Regions from separate parts of the Homo sapiens genome. Here all the other regions are linked to region 2. A link is an interaction called in ENCODE POLR2A ChIA-PET data of the cell type or tissue named here. Cell type or tissue: GM12878. All regions are shown on one strand. Each heading gives the region's core, and the rest is flanking DNA. Links, peaks and the distances in the headings are about the cores only.

Evidence for each region. Peaks named below come from ENCODE experiments on the same cell type or tissue, not always from the same donor. Only the 100,000 strongest peaks of a DNase experiment are listed, where the experiment ranks them.
Region 1: POLR2A ChIA-PET joins it to region 2 with 5 read pairs; 1 of 35 experiments calls an interaction of 5 or more read pairs at or near these places.
Region 3: POLR2A ChIA-PET joins it to region 2 with 6 read pairs; 2 of 35 experiments call an interaction of 5 or more read pairs at or near these places.

The regions. Positions count from the first base shown.
Region 1 is chr1:154,384,080-154,391,825 of GRCh38, forward strand. No RefSeq gene overlaps it. Among named protein-coding and RNA genes, the nearest start is that of IL6R, 17 kb to the right of the region's middle. RefSeq lists an enhancer at 2,665-2,874. In GM12878, for the core only: no CTCF peak of the experiment used is centred there; a DNase peak (open chromatin) is centred at 2,735.
Region 2 is chr1:153,839,427-153,844,426 of GRCh38, forward strand. All of the region lies in intron 1 of GATAD2B (GATA zinc finger domain containing 2B), which reads right to left. Among named protein-coding and RNA genes, the nearest start is that of SLC27A3, 67 kb to the left of the region's middle. In GM12878, for the core only: no CTCF peak of the experiment used is centred there; a DNase peak (open chromatin) is centred at 2,835; H3K4me3 peaks cover 959 bases; H3K27ac peaks cover 3,913 bases.
Region 3 is chr1:154,033,721-154,041,636 of GRCh38, forward strand. The region is part of intron 27 of NUP210L (nucleoporin 210 like); the gene reads right to left. It also overlaps the pseudogene RNU6-179P. Among named protein-coding and RNA genes, the nearest start is that of RPS27, 47 kb to the left of the region's middle. RefSeq lists a silencer at 4,471-4,692. In GM12878, for the core only: no CTCF peak of the experiment used is centred there; no DNase peak of the experiment used is centred there.

The DNA of each region.
Region 1 (7,746 bases), core at 1-5,000, 540 kb after region 2:
TTTCTTTCTTTTTTTTTTTTTTTTTGGAGACAGAGTCTTGCTCTGTCATCCAGGCTGGAGTACAATGGCGTGATCTCGGCTCACTGCATTCTCTGCCTCCCAGGTTCAAGCGATTCTCATGACTCAGCCTCCCGAGTTGCTAGGAATACAGGCGTGAGCTACTACACCTGGATAATTTTTGTATTTTTAGTAGAGATGGGGTTTCACAATGTTGGCCAGGTTGGTCTCGAACTCCTGACCTCAGATGATCTGCCCGCCTCGGCCTCCCAAAGTGCTGGGATTACAGAAGTGAGCCACTGCACCTGGCCCTTTTTTAAGACAAAGTCTCCCTCTATCGCCCAGACTGGAGTGCAGTGGCACTGTGGCTCATGCCTGTAATTCCAGCACTTTTGGAGGCCGAGGTAGGCAGATCACTTGAGGTCAGGAGTTCAAGACCAGCCTGGGCAACATGGTGAAACTCCATCTCTACTAAAAATACAAAAATTAGCTGGGCATGGTGGTGCACGCCTGTAATCCCAGCTACTGGGGAGGCTGAGGCAGGAGAATCGCTTGAAACCGAGAGGCAGAGGTTGCAGCGAGCCGAGATCATGCCACTGCATTCCAGCCCAGGTGACAGAGACCCTGTCTCAAAACAAACAAACAAACAAACGAACCAACCAACCTCCAAATGACGATGCTTGAGCTTTAGCTCAGCTATCTCCAGTTGTCTTTGGGTAATGGGGGTGTCAAGTGGCAATGTTCCAAGTCTGGCTTATCTTGGGGGAACTAAATGGCTGTTATCATTCCCAGGCCTCACATCTACACTCTGCCTGATTCAGAGCAAGGGAGGGGGGTGTCTCCTGTGCCATCCACTGCTCTATCCTCAATCGAACCAAGCCCTTTGACCAGGGAAGTGCTGTGCCCTGTTTGTGCATGCTTGTAGGTACAGGGAAGAGACAGGTGGAGGGAGATCCCCTGACTAGCTTACATCAACCTGGCTCATCTCTGGAATTTGGGATGGAGTTAAACCCAACAACCCCTGGGCCTGCTCCAATGAAGACAGGGAGTGTTTATCAATGAGCAGTGACAATTACTACCTCTCCTGAGAGCAGATGAGTAGGTTTCAGGCATGGGGTTTCTCTAAGTCAGCAAAAAGCACCCGATCCCTAATGACAGAGGAGCAGTGTGTGTTAAATGTGTGTGTGCACATGTGTGAATAATTCAGGGCCCTCTAACCATGAGGCCCGGGACAAGAGCCACACTTGCCCACATGAAGTCAATGCTCTTGTCTGCAAGAACATTGTTTATTGTGGCTGGAGCCCAGATAACAAGGAGAAAGTGGCAAGAGATGAGGCAGGAGAGAAAAGCAGGGTGACTTCTGGAGAACCCTTTTCTCGGTGAAGGGATTTCAGCCTTATTCTGGGAATAAGCCAGAGCCCTGAGGGGTTTTAAGTGGAGGAGAGCCAGCCCCACCCCAACTCAGTGGCTTTAGGGGTCATTCTTCCCATGCTACCATTTCCCATGGTTCAAAGATTAACAATAGGGCTAACTTCCAATTTATTCAATTCTCAGGTTATTTATTCAATAATCTAGTGTTCTTCCTCTCTACTTCCTCCTCTTCAGTACCTTGTTGTGGGTGGAGCTCCAGGAAGAGGATGGGGCGTGGTGCCTAGAGGCGGAAGTGTGTATCTTGATTGTTTAACCTGGGAACCCTGAGGGCAGAGGGCGTAGGGGTTGGGAGAGGAAAGGAAGGCGCTAGGAAGACACTGGAAAGACCCCATAAGCGTAGCAGCTCCTAAACCACAGCTAAGCATGTCTGGAGGAGAAGCCTGAATCCGAAAGCAATGAGGAAATGATTAGTGGTTTCATAGTAGGTTGTCTGTAGCTGCAGACACACAGGCGTTTTTGTACACAGGTAAATACAGGCCTGTTCTGTTATTGACCACACGTTTGTATGAAGCTCCAAACTCATGTGTCCTCCTGTTCTCCTGTTTTTTTTTTTTTTTTTGAGACGGAGTTTCGCTCTTGTTGTCCAGGCTAGAGTGCAATGGCACGATCTCGGCTCACGGCAAACTCCACCTCCCAGGTTCAAGCGATTCTCCTGCCTCAGCCTCCTGAGTAGGTGGGATTACAGGCACGCGCCACCATGCCTGGGTAATTTTTGTATTTTTAGTAGAGACGAGGCTTCACTATGTTGACCAGGCTGGTCTCAAACTCCTGACCTTAGGTGATCCACCTACCTCAGCCTCCCAAAGTGCTGGAATTACAGGTGTGAGCAACTGTGCCTGGCCTCTCTGAAGTATTATTTGATATTTTTCTTTTGAAGTTTTCTTCTTCCTGTGTAGAAACTATTTCTGCAAATTGCTTTTCAGTCTGCTTTTTGCTCATTTGTTTTTATCTTCCATGTCTGAGGTTTTTTTCAGCTGTCTGGTGATCTTTGACTGATTATTTATAAGACAGGCAAATATCAGTTAAGTCCTTACAGTAAACATATGGTTTACTCAAGTTAGGATTATTTTAGGAGGATTTCTTTACAAAATGGCCATTTACAAAGACAGAGTATAGGAGAGCTATAACCTTTGGTTGAGAGACACAGGCAGCCTAAGAGAGGAACCCTCTAAGAGAAGAACCAGAGGAACAGATATCTTGATCTCACGCTCCTCCTCCCTCTGGTCTTCCGGGTTCTGCGTTGTCTAGACCAACTGCTAGTCAGAGGGTGTGGGGTATTGCTCATGTGGTCTCTTCCTGGAATACCCCCAGTGCAGAGGGCCAGGCAGCGTGGGTGGGGAGTAGCAAAGAGAAAGCTCTGACATGGGAACGAAGGCGCTGATTGGAAGCTCACATGGTGGGCATCTGGACGGGACTGTTTGCTGGGGGAGTCCCCACATGTCTGGATCTTTAGGTCTTTCGTCTGGGGCCAGTCAGGTTACCCAGAGAAGAATCTCCTTCTAGGAGGGAACAGGCCAGCCTGCCAGTGTTCTGGCCCCCGAAAGGAGGCAGAGGGCTGTGGGTCTTAGCCTGGGGCATTTGGCATACGCAGTCCCTTAGTTCCCGAGTTTACAAGCCATAGCCATGCTGTCAAATGTGCCTGGTATCACCCAGTTCAGAGACTCTCTGTTTTATCCTGTACAGAGAACAAGCTTGCAGATTTCTGTGGGAGGGAGGGAGGGGTAGTTACTCAGTAATGAAGGGTGCTTCTCAAACAGCTTTCAACCAGTCCTCCTTGTTTGCACACTCACACACTCAGAGACACACAAACTCAGTTCCAGAGGTACTTGGAGCTGCCAGTTCATGAGCGTTTTGAGGATTTTATGAATAGATGGGTTGCTTCTCAGTTTTCTCTGCTGGTCATTTAGGATTTGGCCTTTTTTGTTTTTTTTTTTTGTTTGTTTTTTTGGTTTTTTTTGAGACAATAGTCTCGCTCTGTCGCCCAGGCTGGAGTGCAGTGGCATGATCTTGGCTCACTACAACCTCCACCTCCCGGGTTCAAGAGATTTTCCTGCCTCAGCCTCCCGAGTAGCTGCAGCTAGAGGCATGCACCACCCCACCCAGCTAATTTTTGTATTTTTAGTAGCGAGGGAGTTTCACCATGTTGGCCAGGCTGGTCTTGAACTCCTGACTTCAAATGATTCACCGCCTCAGCCTCCTAGAGTGCTGGGATTATAGGCGTGAGCCACTGTGCCTGGCCAGGATTTGGGTATTTCAAGTTGGCTACATCAGTTGTCACCTAAACCCAGAGGGTTTTTTGGTTCCTGGGGTACATCTGGAATTTTCAAATCTTCTTTGGCTGAAACACAGTATATTTGAGAGAGGACTCAGAAGAAAGAGGAAGAAAAGGCATCATGGGGCCAGACTGGTAAGTGTTTGAGTAGATTGTACTTTTTTCTTTTTTTGAGACGGAGTTTTGCTCTTGTTGCCCAGGATGGAGTGCAATGGTGCAATCTTGGCTCACCGTAACCTCCGCCTCCCAGGTTCAAGCGATACTCCTGCCTCAGCCTCCTGAGTAGCTGGGATTACAGGTATGTGCCACCACGCCGGGCTAATTTTGTATTTTTAGTAGAGACGGGGTTTCACCATGTTGGTCAGGCTGGTCTTGAACTCCAGACCTCAGGTGATCTGCCCGCCTCGGCTTCCCAAAGTGCTGGGATTACAGGCGTGAGCCCCCGCACCTGGCTGAGTAGATTGTACTTAACTCTAGAGACCATGGGCTTAGGGGTGGGAAATAGCAACTGAGGTCTAGGTACATGGGTCCTTTGAGAAGTTTATTCTCTATTAGGTCCCAATTTTCTTTTTTCTTTTTTTTTTGAGACAGAGCCTCGCTCTGTCGCCCAGGCTGGAGTGCAGTGGCACAATCTTGGCCAAACCCGTCTGAGTCCCAATTTTTATTGCTTCCTATATGATGCCTCAATAGGGTGTGTGGAAACAGTAAACTATAAAGTGCTGTACTAATGTAATGCTTTATTTTTTGAATGCAGCCAGAATTTTCCTGTGTCTTTGCTCATACTGTTGCTTCTGCTTGGAGTTTTCTCTATCTTCTCCCTCACCTCTCCAATCCATCCATCTCTACTTATAGAAATGATATCTTTGGCCGGGTGTGGTGGCTCATGCCTGTAATCCCAGCACTTTGGGAGGCTGAGGCGGGTGGATCACAAGGTCAGGAGTTCAAGACCAGCCTGGCCAAGATGGTGAAACCCCGTCTCTACTTAAAATACAAAAACTTAGCTGGGCGTGGTGGCGCCTGTAATCCCAGCTACTTGGGAGGCTGAGGCAGAGAATTGCTTGAACCTGGGAGGATGGAGGTTGCCGTGAGCCGAGATCACGCCACTGGACTCCAGCCTGGGCGACAGAGTGAGACTCCATCTAAACAAACAAAAAAAAGAAATGATACCTTTAAGGCCCAGCTGAAGGTCAACTCTACTATGAGTCTGCTGCCCTCAAACTAAATGAGAACTTTCAAACTTTAATGATGGCCATTTTTTTCTCACCTCCATTCCTGCCCACCTGTATTAGTAAAGGTTCTCCAGAGAAATAGAATATATATTTATCTTCTATATATACGTATGAATATACAGAATATATATCTTCTGTATATATAGAATATACATCTTATATATAAATACATATCTATATGTTATAGATACATATCTTCTGTATATATAGAATATATATCTTCTCTCTATATACTATATAAAACATATTATATTAATAGGTAATATTTTATATATATATAAAGGAATTGGTTTGTGCAATTACGGAGGCTTTTTTTACTGGTAAATCCAAAGATCTGTAGGGTGAGTCTGCAAGCTGGAAACCTAGGAGAGCTGATGGTGGAGTTCCAGCCTGAAGGGTGAAAGTCTTGACACTCAGGAAGAGCTGATGTTCAGTTCAAAGGTAGGAAAAAGCCAATGTTCTCTGTTTCAAAGGCAGTCAGGCAGGAAGAATTCTTACTCGGGGAAGAGTCAGACTTTATGCTCTATTCAGGCCTTCAACTGATTGGATGAGAACTATCCACATTAGGGAGGACAATGTGCTTTACTCAGTTTAATTATTTAAAAAAAATTTAAATTATTTATTAATTTATTTATTTGGGACAGGGTCTCACTCTGTTGCCCAGGTTAGAGTGCAATGGCACGATCTCAGCTCACTGTAACCTCCACTTCCTGGGTTCAAGTGATTCTCCTGCCTCAGCCTCCCAAGTAGCTGGGATTACAGGCACCCACCACCACTCCCAGCTAATTTTGTATTTTTAGTAGAAATGTGGTTTCACTGGCCAGGCGTGGTGGCTCACAGCTGTAATCCCAGGACTTTGGGGGGCCAAGGCAGGCAGATCATGAGGTCAGGAGTTCGAGACCAGCCTGACCAACATGGTGAAACCCCATCTCTACTAAAAATACAAAAATTAGCTGGGTGCGGTGGTACACACCTGTAATCCCAGCTACTCAGGAGGCAGAGGCAGGAGAATTGCTTGAACCCGGGAGGCGGAGGTTACAGTGAGCCAGGATCTTGCCATTGCACTCCAGCCTGGGCAACAGAGCGAGACTCCATCTCAAAAAAAAAAAAAAAAAAGAAAGAAATCTTTCACCATGTTGGCCAGGCTGGTGTGGAACTCCTGACTTCAGGTGATCCGCCTGCCTTGGCCTCCCAACGTGCTGGGATTACAGGCATGAACCACTGCGCCCAGCTTTTTTTTCTTATTTTTTTTTTTTTTTTGAGATAGGGACTCTGTCACCCAGGCTGGAGTGCAGTGGCATGATCTCAGCTCACTGCAACCTCCACCTCCCAGGCTCAGGTGATCCTCCCACCTCAGCCTCCTGGGTAGCTGAAACCACAGGCGCATACCACCGTGCCTGGCTAATTGCTGTATTTTTTTGTAGAGATGTGGTTTTGCCATTTTGCCCAGGCTGGTCTCGAGATCTTGAACTCCTGGGCTCAAGGGATCCACCTATCTCAGCCTCCCAAACTGCTGGGATTACAGGTGTAAACCACCACACCTGGCCTAAATGTTAACCTCATCCAAAAACACCCTTACAGGCTGGGTGCGGTGATTTATGCCTGTAATCCCAGCACTTTGGGAGGCAGAGGTGGGTGGATTACTTGAGGTCAGGAGTTTGAGACCAGCCTGGCCAACATGGTGAAACCCCGTCTCTACTAATAATACAAAAATTAGCCAGGCATGGTGGCGAACGCTTGTAATCCCAGCTACTTGGGAGGCTGAGACAGGAGAATGGCTTGAACCCAGGAGGCGGCAGTTGCAGTGAGCCAAGATGGTGCCACTGTACTCCAGCCTGGGTGACGAAGCGAGACCCTGTCTCAAAAAAAAAAAAAAAAAAAAAAGCTACCCTTAAAACATCCTTACAGAAACTCTCATAATAATGTTTGAGGTATGCCATGGCCCACTGAAATTCACACTTTTTTTTTTTTTTTGAGACAAGATCTCACTCTGTCACCCAGGCTGGGGTGCAATGAATTGATCATAGCCTTGAACTCCTGGGCTCAAGCGATTCTCCCACCTCAGCCTTTTGAGTAGGTGTGCCACCACGCCTGGCTAATTTTTTTTTTTTTTTTTTTTTTTTAGACAGAGTCTTGTTCCGTTGCCCAGGCTGGAATGCAGTGACAACACTCTACCTTCTGGGTTCGAGAGATTCTTGTGCCTCAGCCTCCAGAGTAGCTGCGATTACAGGCACGTACCACCACGCCTGGCTAATTGTTTAGTAGAGACAGGTCTCGCTATCTTGCCCAGGCTTGTCATGAACTCTTGGGCTTAAACAACCTTCCCACGTGGGTCTCCCAAAGTGCTGGGATTGCAGTTGTGAGACATCACACCCAGCAATTTAAAATTTTTTGTAGAAATGGGGTCTTGCCACATTGCCCAGCCTTTTCTCAAACTCCTAGCTTCAAGCAATCATCTTGCCTCTGCCTCCCAGAATGCTAGGATTACAGGCATGAATCAACATGCCAGCAACACGTAAAATTAACCATCACACTGCACTTCCTTGCTTTGGTTGTATTGTAAGGAACTGGGAAACTGCAAGCTACTTTCCTCTGACTCTCTTTCCAGCTGACTTCTGGCTAGGTTCTGCAATGGGTGCCCCTGGTGAAAGATTAGAAGGGAAGCTAAAGGAAGAGGTCTTCTTGTTCTCTTCTTTTGGCAGTTCCTCTGACAGTGGCAGCAGCAGGTGGATGTAGGCTCCTAGATTCCTTGCTTCACCAGCACAGTGATTGCGGCCACAGCAGCACAGTGATTGTGGACTCTGGGGCTGGAGGAGG
Region 2 (5,000 bases), core at 1-5,000:
ATATTTGTTCTTTGTTCTTCCATCACATCAGAGAACAGAAAAATCTAAATTGTTAGCTAGGTTGGAAAACCTCTAATTCTCAAAAATGATGAAAGTGAAGCCTATAGTTATATAATGTAACTTAAAAGTTTAAAGTAGTAATAGTCTAAAAGATCATAAGATGGTTATGTTACTTATGAAAAGTTATCAGTATTTATAATGAAGGAGACAACAGTCCTAGTATTTAACACATAAAAAGTAAGTTTAAAAAACTGTTTTGAAGGCTGGGTGCAGTGGCTCACACCTGTAATCCCAGCATTTTGGGAGGCCAAAGCAGGCAGATCACTTGAGGTTAGGAGTTTGAAACCAGCCTGACTAACATGGTGAGACCCCATCTCTACTAAAAACACAAAAAATTAGCTGGGCTGGTGGCAGGTGCGTGCCTGTAATCCCAGCTGGTTGGGAGGCTGAGGCAGGAGAATCACTTGAACCTGGGAGGCAGAGGTTGCAGTGAGCTGAGATCATGCCATTGCACCCTAGACCTGGCGACAAAGCGAGATTCTGTCTCAAACAAAAAGCTGTTTTGGTTTTAAAATCCTAAGTAGAAATGAAAATACTTTCTTTTTTTTTTTTTTTTTTTTTTTGAGACGGAGTCTCACTCTTGTTGCCCAGGCTGGAGTGCAATGGCACGATCTTGTCTCACTGCTACCTCCGCCTCCCAGGTTCAAGCGATTCTCCTGCCTCAGCCTCCTGAGTAGCTGGGATTACAGGCACCTGCCATCACGCCCGGCTAATTTTTTGTATTTTTAGTAGAGACGGGGGTTTCACCATGTTGTCCAGGCTGGTCTTGAACTCCTGACCTCAGGTGATCCACCTGCCTCGGCCTCCCAAAGTGCTGGGGTTACAGGCATGAGCCACTGCGCCCTGCTGAAAATACTTATTTTTTTTTTAGGTGGAGTTTTGCTCTTGTTGCCCAGGCTGGAGTGCAATGGCGCGATCTCGGCTCACCGCAACCTCCGCCTCCTGGGTTCAAGCAATTCTCCTGCCTCAGCCTCCCGAGTAGCTAGGATTACAGGCATGCGCCACCACGCCTAGCTAATTTTGTATTTTTAGTAGAGACAGGGTTTCTCTGTGTTGGTGAAGCTGGTCTCGAACTCCCGACCTCAGGTGATCCACCCGCCTCAGCCTCCCAAAGTGCTGAGACTACAGGTGTGAGCCACTGGGCCCAGCCGAAAATACATTCTTAAAAAAATACTTTCATAAGTTCTAGTTTATCTTTTTAAAATCTAAAAACTTTGAAGTAAATATTAATAAGCAGAAAATTTTCATTTTTATGTTTCCACTATTTTTTCTGATTTGTCTCAAATGGTCACAGAGAATTTTACTGTGCACACTGAAGAGATTGTTCTTATTATAAAATATTTCAAAGATGGAGATAGGCCGGGCACGGTGGCTCACGCCTGTAATCCCAGCACTCTGGGAGGCCGAGGAGAGCGGATCATGTGGTCAGGCGATCAAGACCATCCTGGCTGACACGGTGAAACCCCGTCTCTACTAAAAATAGAAAAAGTTAGCCGGGCGTGGTGGCATGTGCCTGTAGTCTGAGCTACTCAGGAAGCTGAAGCAGGAGAATGGCGTGAACCCAGGAGGCCGAGGTTGCAGTGAACCGAGATCAGGCCACTGCACTCCAGCCTGGGTGACAGAGGAAGACTCCGTCTCAAAAAAAAAAAAAAAAAGAAAAAAAGAAAAAAAAAGATGGAGATAAAGAAGATCTCATGTACCCTTTATCTAGTTTCCCCCAATGGTAACATCTTGCAAAACTATAGTACCATATCACCAGCAGGATATCAACATTGATACAATAAGCAGATCTTCAGATTTCCCATTTTATTAGTATTCATTTGTATGTACTTAGTTCTACACAATTTTGTCACATTTGTAAGTTCATGTATCCATCATCACAGTTAAGAAACAGCACCGTTCCATCACCTCAAGGAGCCCTCGTGTTAACTGTTTTATAACAACATCTACCCTATCCCCTCCCATCTCCTGCCACATTCATTCCTAACTCCTAGAAGCCACTAATCTGTTCTCCATTTCTAAAATGTTTGCTTTTCAAACTATTATAAAGTTGGAATCATAGAGTATGTAACTTTTAGGACTGGCCTTTTTCACTTAGGATAATTTCACTGAGATTCATCGAAGTGGCTGCAAGTACCAACAGTTTATTCCTTTTTATTGCTGAGTAGTATTCCATGGTATGGATGTACCATGGTTTATTTACTCACTGAAGGACATCTGAGTTGTTTTCCGTTTTTGGCTATTAGGAATACAGCTGCTATGAACATTCATGGGAAAGTTTTTGTAGAAAAGTTTTCATTTATCTGGGATAAATGCCTAAGTGTGCAACTGCTGAGTCATATGGTAAGTGAATGTTCGGTTTTATAAGAAACTGCCAATCTGTTTTCCAGAGTAGCTATACCATCATATATTCCCAGATGCAATGTATGAGAAATCCAGGTTTTTCACACCCTCACCAGCATTTGGTGGTGTCATTTTTATTACTGTTATTTAATAGATGGGGTCTCACTATGTTACCCAGGCTGGAGTGCAGTGGCTATTCATAGGCACCATCTTAACAATCTGCAGCCTCAAATTCCTGGCCTCATTCCATCCTCCTACCTCAGCCACTAGAGGAGAAGCGACTTGAAGTGTGTGCCACTGCACCTGGCTGGTGTCATTATTTCTTACTTAAGCCATTTGGATAGGTGTGTGGTAATATTTCATTGTGGTTTCAATTTTCATTTCCCTAATGGCTAATGATGTTCTTTTTACATGTTTATTTGCCATCTGTAATTCTCTTCTGTGAAACTTCTGTTCATGTCTTTTGCTCATTTCCTAACCGAGCTCTTTGCTGTTCCTTTTTACTGTTGAGTTTTGAGAGTTCTTTATGTATTTTAGATACTAGTTGTTAGTCATCTATGTGGTCTCCTATTTTTAGTGAGACAAAACATTAGATAAATCTGAAGCACTGTGTAACTTCACTCTCAACCCTTTCTCGCCCTCTCTCCTCCTTCAGATGTTGTTTCCATTCTCATAAATATTAAATAAGTTTATTGCATATACATGTAATCATTAATAATATATAGCATAGTTTGTATATTTTTAGAAATTATCACTTCTGTACTGTTCTTCATTTTTCTTTCCAATATTGTTTTTGCTTTTGTTTTTTAAAATTTTATGTATGTATGTATGTATGTATGTATGAGATGGAGTTTCACTCGTTGCCCAGGCTGGAGTGCAATGGCACAATCTCGGCTCACTGCAGCCTCCGCCTCCCGGGTTCAAGCAATTCTCCTACCTCAACCTCCGGAGTAGCTGGGATTACAGGCGCCTGCCACCACTCCTGGCTAATTTTTTTGTATTTTTAGTAGAGACAGGGTTTCACCATGTTGGTCAGGGTGGTCTTAAACTCCTGACCTCAGGTGATCTGCCCGCCTCGGCCTCCCAAAGTGCTGGGATTACAGGCGTGAGCCACCTCGCCCAGCCTTTTTTTTTTTTTTTTTTGAGACAGAGTCTCGCTGTCGCCCAGGCTGGAGTGCAGTGGACCATGTCGGCTCACTGCAACCTCCGCTTCCTGGGCTCAAGTGATCCTCCCGCCTCAGCCTCCCAAGTAGCTAGGATTATAGGCTCACGCTGCCATGCCAGGCTAATTTTTGCCACTGTGCCTGGCATTTTTTTTTTTAAGAGACAGTATCTCACTCTGTTGCCCAGGCTGGAATGCAGTGGTGTGATCATGTCTCACTGTAACCTTGACCTCCTGGGCTCAAGCAATCCTCCCACCTCAGCCTCCCAAGCAGCTAGGACTACAGGTGCACACCACCACACTTGGCTAATATATGGGGTCTCACTATGTTACCCAGGCTGGAGTGCAGTGGCTATTCACAGGCACCATCTTAGCAATCTGCAGCCTCAAATTCCTGGCCTCATTGCACCCTCCTACCTCAGCCACTAGAGGAGAAGCGACATTTACAAAAAAAAAAGTTATTTGTAAAGATGGGGTTTTGTCATGTTGCCCAGGTTAGTCTTGAACTCCTGGCCTCACACGATCCTCCTGCCTTGGCTTCCCAAAGCACCAGGATTACAGGTATGAGGCACCATGCCCAGCCTTCAATTTTTTATATTTAAAATTTGTCCAAGTAACTGCATAAAGCTCTACTTCATTTGTTTTAACTGCTGTGTAGAATCCCACAGCAGGAATATACAATTAGTTATCCATTCTCCACCTCAACATTTAGGGATCAATTTGTTGATGTTAAAACCAATGCTGCAATTTCCACTTCTGGTCAAGATGATTCAACAGAGACCAGAGATTTACCCTCTCACCTAAAAGAACCACCACCACCACCAAAAAAAAAAAAAAAAAACCCAAACAAAAACCATAAAAACAAGGGTTTTGAAAACAATGGACATCAGGCAACAATGGACAGTGATCCCAGAGTGACAAGAAGCAAATGAAGTGAGCTCTACAACTGGCCTGGCTTATTGCCTTAAGAGAGTTTCCAGGACATGATGCAGGAGGGGAGGGAGATTGAGGCACAGCCTGAGAAACTCCTGAGTTGAAGAGATGGAGCAGAGAACATAATGAGATAATGGCAGCCAGATTTCAAAGGACAGAGTATCACAGCAGAGAAAGCTGCAGAGAAAGTCTCAGAAGCCCAGAGATCTGCAAAATGATCCCCTCAAATACTGAGGATATCAGAGTGCTGATCAGCACATGTGACTGAGGAAACTATCCAAGACTGGGGGAAAAAAAAACATATGAAAGGAATGGAGCAAGCACTACCCAGAACTCACATGGGGCCAGGAATAGTGCCTGTTCTTAGTAGCCAGATTAGAAAAACTCAATTTATGGGGTATCGGGTAGAGTGCACAGGAAAGTCCTACCTTAGCACTAGGGAATTTTTAGCCCTAAACTAAGTACTGCTTAGTTTAAGTACTGGCCTAACAAATTATAAAAA
Region 3 (7,916 bases), core at 1,278-6,277, 200 kb after region 2:
GACTATTCTGTGTCTTTTGTGGTTCCATATAACTTTTACAATTATTTTTTCTATTTCTGTGAAGAATGTCACTGGTATTTTGATAGGGACTGCACTGAATCTGTAGATTACTCTGAGTAGTATGGGTATTTTAACAATATTGATTCTTCCAATCCATGAACATGGGATATCTTTCCATTTTTTGTGTGTCTTCTTCATTTATTTTATTTATTTATTTTTTTGAGATGGTGTCTAGCTCTGTCCCCCATGCTGGAGTTCAATGGCATGATCTCAGCTCACTGCAACCTCTGCCTCCTGGGTTCAAGCAATTTTCATGCCTGGCCATGAATAATCTTTTTAATGTGTTGTTAAATTCAGTTTGCTAGTATTTTCATGAGGGTTTTTGCATCAATGTTCATCAGAGATCTTAGCCTTTAGTTTTCTTTTTTTGATAGGTCTTTGCCTGTTTTTGTTATCAGGGTAATACTGGCCTCATAGAATGAGTTTAGTTGTACTCTCTCCTCCTCTATTTTTCAGAATAGTTTGAGTAGGATTGGTATTAGTTCTCCTTTAAATGTTTGGTAAAATACAGCAATGAGACCATTAGGTCCTGGGCTTTGCCTTGGTAGGAGACTTTTTTCTTTTTTTGAGATGGAGTCTCACTCTGTCACCCAGGCTGGAGTGCAGTGGCATGATCTTGGCTCACTGCAACCTCTGCCTCCTGGTTCAAGTGATTCTCCTGCTTCAGCCTCCCGAGTAGCTGGAATTAGAGGTGCCCACCACCATGCCCAGCTAATTTTTGTATTTTTCGTAGAGATGGGGTTTCTTCATGTTGGCCAGGCTGGTCTGGAACTCCTGACCTCAAGTGATCCACCTGCCTTGGCCTCCCAAAGTGCTGGGATTACAGGAGTGAGCCACTGTGCCCAGACTGCTTTGCTGGGAGACTTTTCATCATGGTGTTGATCTCATTACTTGTTATTGGTCTGTTCAGGTTTTGGATTTCTTCATGGTTAAATCTTGGTAGATTGTATGTATCTAGGAATTTATCTATTTCTTCTAGGTTTTCCAATTTATTGGCTCATAGCAGCCTTAATGATCCTTTGAATTTCTGTGGTATTGGTTGTAATGTCTCTCTCTCTCTCTCTTTTTTTTTTTTTTTTGAGATGGAATCTTGCTCTGTTGCCCAGGCTGGAGTGCAGTGGCACAATCTTGACTCATTGCAACCTCTGCCTCCCAGGTTCAAGTGATTCTCCTGCCTCAGCCTCCTGAGTAGCTAGGATTACAGGTGTGTACCACCATGCCTGGCTAATTTTTGTATTTTTAGTAGAGACGGGGTTTCACCATGTTGGTCAGGCTGGTCTCAAACTCCTGACCTTGTGATCTACCTGCCTCGGCCTCCCAAAGTGCTGGGATTACAGGCGTGAGCCACCACGCCCAGCCAATGTCTCTTTTTCCACCGCTGATTTTATTTATTTTGGTCTTCTCTTTTTCTTAGTCTGTCTAAAGGTTTGTCAATTTTGTTTATCTTTTTAAAAAATGACTTTTTGTTTTGTTGATCTTTTGTATTCTTTTTCATTTCAATTTCATTTATTTGTTCTGATATTTATTATTTCTTTTCCTCTACTAATTCTGGGTATGGTTTGCTCTTGCTTTTCTCGTTCTTTAAGATGCTTCATTAGGCTTTTTATTTTAATTTTTTCTACTTTTTTTTTTTTGAGATGGAGTTTCACTCTTGCTGCCCAGGCTGGAGTGCAATGGCGCGATCTTGGATCACTGCAACCTCCACCTCCCGGGTTCAAGCGATTCTCCTGCCTCAGCCTGCCGAGTGTCTGGGATTACGGGCACTTGCCACCACGCCCAGCTAATTTTTTGTATTTTTAGTGGAGACGGGGTTTCACCATGTTGGCCACACTGGTCTCGAACTCCTGACTTCAAGTGATCTGCCCACCTGGGCCTCCTAAAGTGCTGGGATTACAGGTGACCGGCCTCTACTTTTTTTTGATGTAGGCACTCTTTGGTATCAACTTTTTTCTTTCTTTTTTCTTTTTTGGGGGGATGGAGTCTTACTTTGTCACCCAGGCTGGAGTGCAGTGGCATGATCTCGGCTCATTGCAACCTCCGCCTTTCAAGTTCAAGCAATTCTCCTGCCTCAGCCTTCCAAGTAGCTGAGATTACAGGTACCTGCCACCGCGCCTGGCTAATTTTTTGTATTTTTAGTAGAGACAGGGTTTCACCATCTTGGCCAGGCTGGTCTTGAACTCCTGACCTCGTGATCCACCGGCCTCGGCCTCCCAAAGTGCTGGGATTACAGGCGTGAGCCACCGCGCCTGGCCTATGAACTTTTTTCTTAGTACTGCTTTCACTGTATCTCATAGGTTTTGTTGTGTTTCCATTTTCATTTGTTTCAAGAAATTTAAATTCTTAATTTATTCATTGACCCACTGGTCATTCAGGAGCATATTGTTTAATTACCCTGTGTTTGTATAGTTTCCAAAATTCCTCGTTACTAATTTCTAGTTTTATTCCATTGTGGTCAGAAAAAACACTTGATATAATTTCAGTGTTTTTAATTAATTAAAAAATTTATTTATTTAATGTATAGGACAGTTGGAACATGTGTGTGTGTGTGTGTGTGTGTGTGTGTGTGTGTGTGTGTGTGTGTATAACTTTTTTTTTTTTTTTTTTTTGGAGTTTCACTCTTGTTGCCCAGGCTGGAGTGCAATGGTGTGATCTTGGCTCACTGCAACCTCTGCTTCCTGGATTCAAGCAAGTCTCCTACCTCAGCCTCCTGAGTAGCTGGGATTACAGGTGCCCACCACCGTGCCCAGCTAATTTTTGTATTTTTAGTAGAGATGGGGTTTCACCATGTTGGCCAAGCTGGTCTCAAACTCCTGACCTCAAGTGATCCACCCACCTTGGCCTCCCAAAGTGCTGGGATTACAGGCATGAGCTACCGTGCCCAGCCAGAACATACATATTTTTAAGAGACAGGGTCTCGCTTTGTTGCTCAGGCTGGAGTGCAGGGGCACCATTATAGCTCACTGCTGGCTTGAATTTTTTGGACTTTTTTTTTCTTTTGAGACAGGGTCTCACTCTGTCACCTACGCTAGAGTGCAGTGGTGCAATCTTGGCTCACTGCAACAACCTCTGCCTCTTGGGGTCAAGCCATCCTCCCACCTCAGCCTCCTGAGTAGCTTGGACTACAGGTGCATGCCACCACACCCAGCTAATTTTTGTACTTTTTGAAGAAATGCGGTTTTGACATGTTGCCCAGGCTGGTCTCAAACTACTGAGCTCAAACAATCTGCCCACCCTGGCCTCCCAAAGTGCTGGGAATTACAAGCAAGAGCCACAATGACTGGCCAAAATTTTTTTAATTTTTAAAAACTTGTTTTGTGGCCTGTCATATTGTCTATTCTTGAGAATGAGCCACGTGCTGAGTAGATGAATGTGTATTCTGCAGCTGTTGAATAGAAGTTCTGTAAATATCTATTAGATCCATTTGGTCTATAGTGCAGAGTAAGTCCGAAGTTTCTTTGTTGATTTTCTGTCTGGATGACCTGTCCAATGCTGAAAGTGGGTTATTGAAGTCTCCAGTTAATGTTGTGGGGTCTGCCTCTCTCTTAAACTCTAATATTATTTGCTTTATATATCTGGGTACTCCAGTATTGGGTGCATATATATTTATAATTGTTATGTCCTCTTGCTGAATTGACCCCTTTATCATTATATAATGACCTTCATCTCTTTCTATAGTTTTTGTCTTGAAATCTATTTTGTCTAATGTAAATATAACCATTCCTGCTCTTTTTTGGTGCCCATTAACATGAAATATCTTTTTCCATCTCTTTATTTTCAGTCTATGTGTGTCTTTATAGGTGAAGTGTGTTTATTGTAGGCAACAGATTGTTGGATCTTATTTATTTATTTTTTAAATCCTTTCAGCCACTCTATGTCTTTTATTTTATTTTATTTTATTTTATTTTTTGAGATGGAGACTTGCTCCTCGCCCAGGCTGGAGTGCAGTGGCGTGATCTCAGCTCACTGCAGCCTCCACCTCCTGGGTTCAAGCGATTTCCAGCTAATTGTTGTATTTTTAGTGAAGACAGGGTTTCACCATGTTGGCAAGGCTTGTCTCGAACTCCTGGCCTCAAGTGATCCACCCAACTCGGCCTTCCCAAAGTGCTGGGATTACAGGCATGAGCCACCATGCCCAGCCACTCTATGTCTTTTAAATTGGAGCATTTAGTCCATTTACATGCAATGTTATTATTGATAAATAAGAACTTTTCCTGCCATTTTGTTATTCGTTTTCTGGTTGTTTTGTGGTCTTCTCTTCCTTCTTTCCTTCCTTCCTGTTTTCCTTTTTGTGAAGGTGATTTTCTCCAGTGGTATGTTTTAATTTCTTGCATTTTATTTTTGTTTATCTGTTTTGGTTTATTTTATCTTTTGAGACAGGGTCTTGCTATGTTGCCCAGGTTGGATTACAGTGGTGCAATCTGGGCTCACTGTGACTTCTGCCTCCCAGGCTCAAGAGATCCTCCCACCTCAGCCTCCTGAGTAGCTGGGACTAGAAGTGCACACCACCATGCCCAGTCAATTTTTGTATTTTTGTAGAGACAGGGTTTTTTCTTTTTCTTTTTTTTTTTTTTTTATTTTTGAGATGGAGTTTCGCTTTTGTTGCCCAGGCCAGAATGCAATGGCACAATTTCAGCTCACTGCAACCTCTGCCTCCCAGGTTCAAGCGATTCTCCTGCCTCAGCCTCCTAAGTAGCTGGGATTACAGGAATGCACCACCATGCCTGGCTAATTTTTGTATTTTTTTAGTAGAGACGGGGTTTCACCATGTTGGTCAGGCTGGTCTCAAACTCCTGACCTCAGGTGACCTGCCTGCCTTGGCCTCCCAAAGTACTAGGGTTACAGGCGTAAGCCACCATGCCCAGCAGACACAGGGTTTTTTCATGTTGCCTAGCCTGGACTTGAACTCCTGAGCTCAAGCAATCCACCTGCCTCAACCTCCCAAAGTGCTGGGATTATAGGTGTGAGCCAACGTGCCTGGCTTGTTGTAGGTTTTTTTGATTTGAGGTTACAATAATGCTTGCAAATAACATCTTATAACCTGTTACTTTAAACTGATGACACTTAACACTGGTTGCGTAAACACACAAACTAACAAACAGGAAAGGGAAAACTAATAAAAACTCTGCACTTTATCTCTCCTGTTTTTTAACTTTTTGTCATTTCTATTATATCTTATTATATTGTCTTTGTCTTGAAAATTTGTAGTTATTTTTAGTAGGTTCATCTTTTAGTCTTTCTACTCAAGATACGAGTAGTTTATACACCACAATTACAGCGTTATAATATTCTGTGGTTTTCTGTGTACTTACTATTACCAGTGAGTTTTGTATCTTCAGATGATTTCTTACTGCCCATTAATGTCCTTTTCTTTCAGATTGTAGTATTCCCACTAGCATTTCTTGTAGGACAGGTCTGGTATTGATGAAATCCCTCAGCTTTTGTTTTTCTGGGAAACTTTTTTTTTTTTTTTTTAGATGGAGTCTTGCCCTGTTGCCCAGGCTGGAGTGCAATAGTGTGATCTCAGCTCACTACAACCTCCGCCTCCCGAGTTCAAGCGATTCTCCTGCCTCAGCCTCCTGACTAGCTGGGATTACAGGTGCCTGCCACCACACCCAGCTAATTTTTGTAGTTTTAGTAGAGACGGGGGGTTTCACCATGTTGGCTAGGCTGGTCTCGAACTCCTGACCTCAGACAATCCACCTGCCTCGGCCTCCCAAAGTGCTGGGATTACAGGCGTGAGCCACCGCACCTGGCCTGGAAACTCTTTATTTCTCCTTTGAAGGATAACTTCACTGGATATACTATTCTAGAATAAAAGTTTTTTCCTTCAGCACTTTAAATATGTCATGCCACTCTCTCTTGGCCTATCAGATTCCCACTGAGAAGTCATCTGCCAGACATATTTGAGCTCCTTTGTATATTGTTTCTTTTCTTCTGCTTTAGGATCCTTTCTTTATACTTGACCTTTGGGAGTTTGATTATTGAATGTCTTGAGGTAGCCTTACTTGGGTTAAATCTGCTTGGTGTTCTATAACCTTCTTACATTGGAATATTGATATCTTTCTCTAGGTTTGGGAAGTTCTCTGTTATTATCCCTTTGAATAAACTTTCTACCCTGATTTCTCTATCTCTACCTCTTAAATAGAACACTTAACGAATTTGCAGGTCATCCTTGCGCAAGGGACATGCTAATCTTCTCTGTATCATTCCAATTTTAGTAGGTATGTTGCCAAAGTGAGCACTACTATTTTTTTTAGAAACGGGATCTCGCTCTATCTATCACTCAGGCTGAAGTGCAGTGGTACAGTCATAGGTCACTGCAGCCTGGAACTCCTAGTCTCAAATGATCCTCCTGCCTTAGCTTCCCAAGTAGCTGGAACAACAGGCATGTGCCATGATGCCTGGCTAATCTTTCCTTGTTTGTTGTAACAATAAGGAAAATGTATGTTGGAAATAGCTTTCTAAAAGAACTAGAGGAGCTGGGTGTAGTGGTACACCCTGTAATCCCAGCTGCTTGTGATGCTGAGGCAGGAGGATCGCTTGAGCCTAGAAGTTTGAGATCATCCTGGGCAATATAATAAGACCTTGTATCAAAAAAAAAAGAAGAAAAGAAGAAAAAAGAAAGAATAAAGGAGAAAGAAGGAAGAAGAAGGAGGAGGAGCAGAAGAGAAGGAGGAGGAGAAATAGTGTACAAGAGATTGTTTTCGTAGTGATTTCTTTTCATAGTCCCAGCAGCATAATTACCCCTAAAGTAACCTCTGTTTGTAGTGTTCAATTAATTCTGGCAAGCCTCCCTAAGATTCTTTCTTTCTTTTTTTTTTTTTGAGATGGAGTCTCACTCTGTCGCCCAGGCTGGAGTGCAGTGGCGTGATCTTGGCTCACTGCAAGCTCTGCCTCCCAGGTTCACGCCATTCTCCCGCCTCAGCCTCCCAAGTAGCTGGGACTACAGGCGCCCGCCACCATTCCCGGCTAAATTTTTTTTTATTGTTTTTACTAGAGGTGGGGTTTCACCATGTTAGCCAAGATGGTCTTGATCTCCTGACCTCGTGATCCGCCCGCCTCGGCCTCCCAAAGTGCTGGGATTACAGGCGTGAGCCACCGCGCCCAGCCAGATTCTTTCTTATGTTACCTCAAAGTCAAATTTTTTTATGAAAGAAGAATGGAAATGGTGGAAGCAGTTTCCTTTTTGTGCCTTTTTTTGAGAGACAGGGTCTCACTTTGTCTTCCAGGCTGGAGTGCCGTGGTGCAAACGCAGCTTACTGCAAACTCAACCTCCTGGGCTCAAGTGATCCTCCTGCCTCAGTGTCCCAAGTAGCTGAGACTACAGGTGTGTGCCACCACACCTACCTAATTTTAAAACTTTTTTAACAGATGGGGTCTCATTATGTTATCCAGGCTGGTCTCAAACTCGTGGGCTCAAGTGATCCTCTCACCTCAGCCTCCCAAAATGCTGGGGTAACAGGCGTGAGCCACCGAGCCTGGCCTTTGCCCTACTTCTCTCCTATCCCAGTTTCTACTGTCTGAACCAATTTTGTTTGTTTATGTATTTATGTATTTATTTATTTATTTTGTGTGACAGAGTCTCTGTCACTCAGGCTGGAGTACAGTGGTGCAATCTCAGCCCACTACAACCTCTGTCTACCAAGTTCAAGTGATTCTCATGCCTCAGCCACCTGAGTAGCTGGAATTACAAGCATGTGCCACCGCACCTGGTTAATTTTTTTATTTGTAGTAGAGACGGCGTTTCACCATGTTGGCCAGGCTGGTCTAGAATTCCTGACCTCAAGTGATCCACCTGCCTCGGCCTCCAGGTGTGAACCACTGCGCCCAGCCCACACAGAAATACATTAAATGAA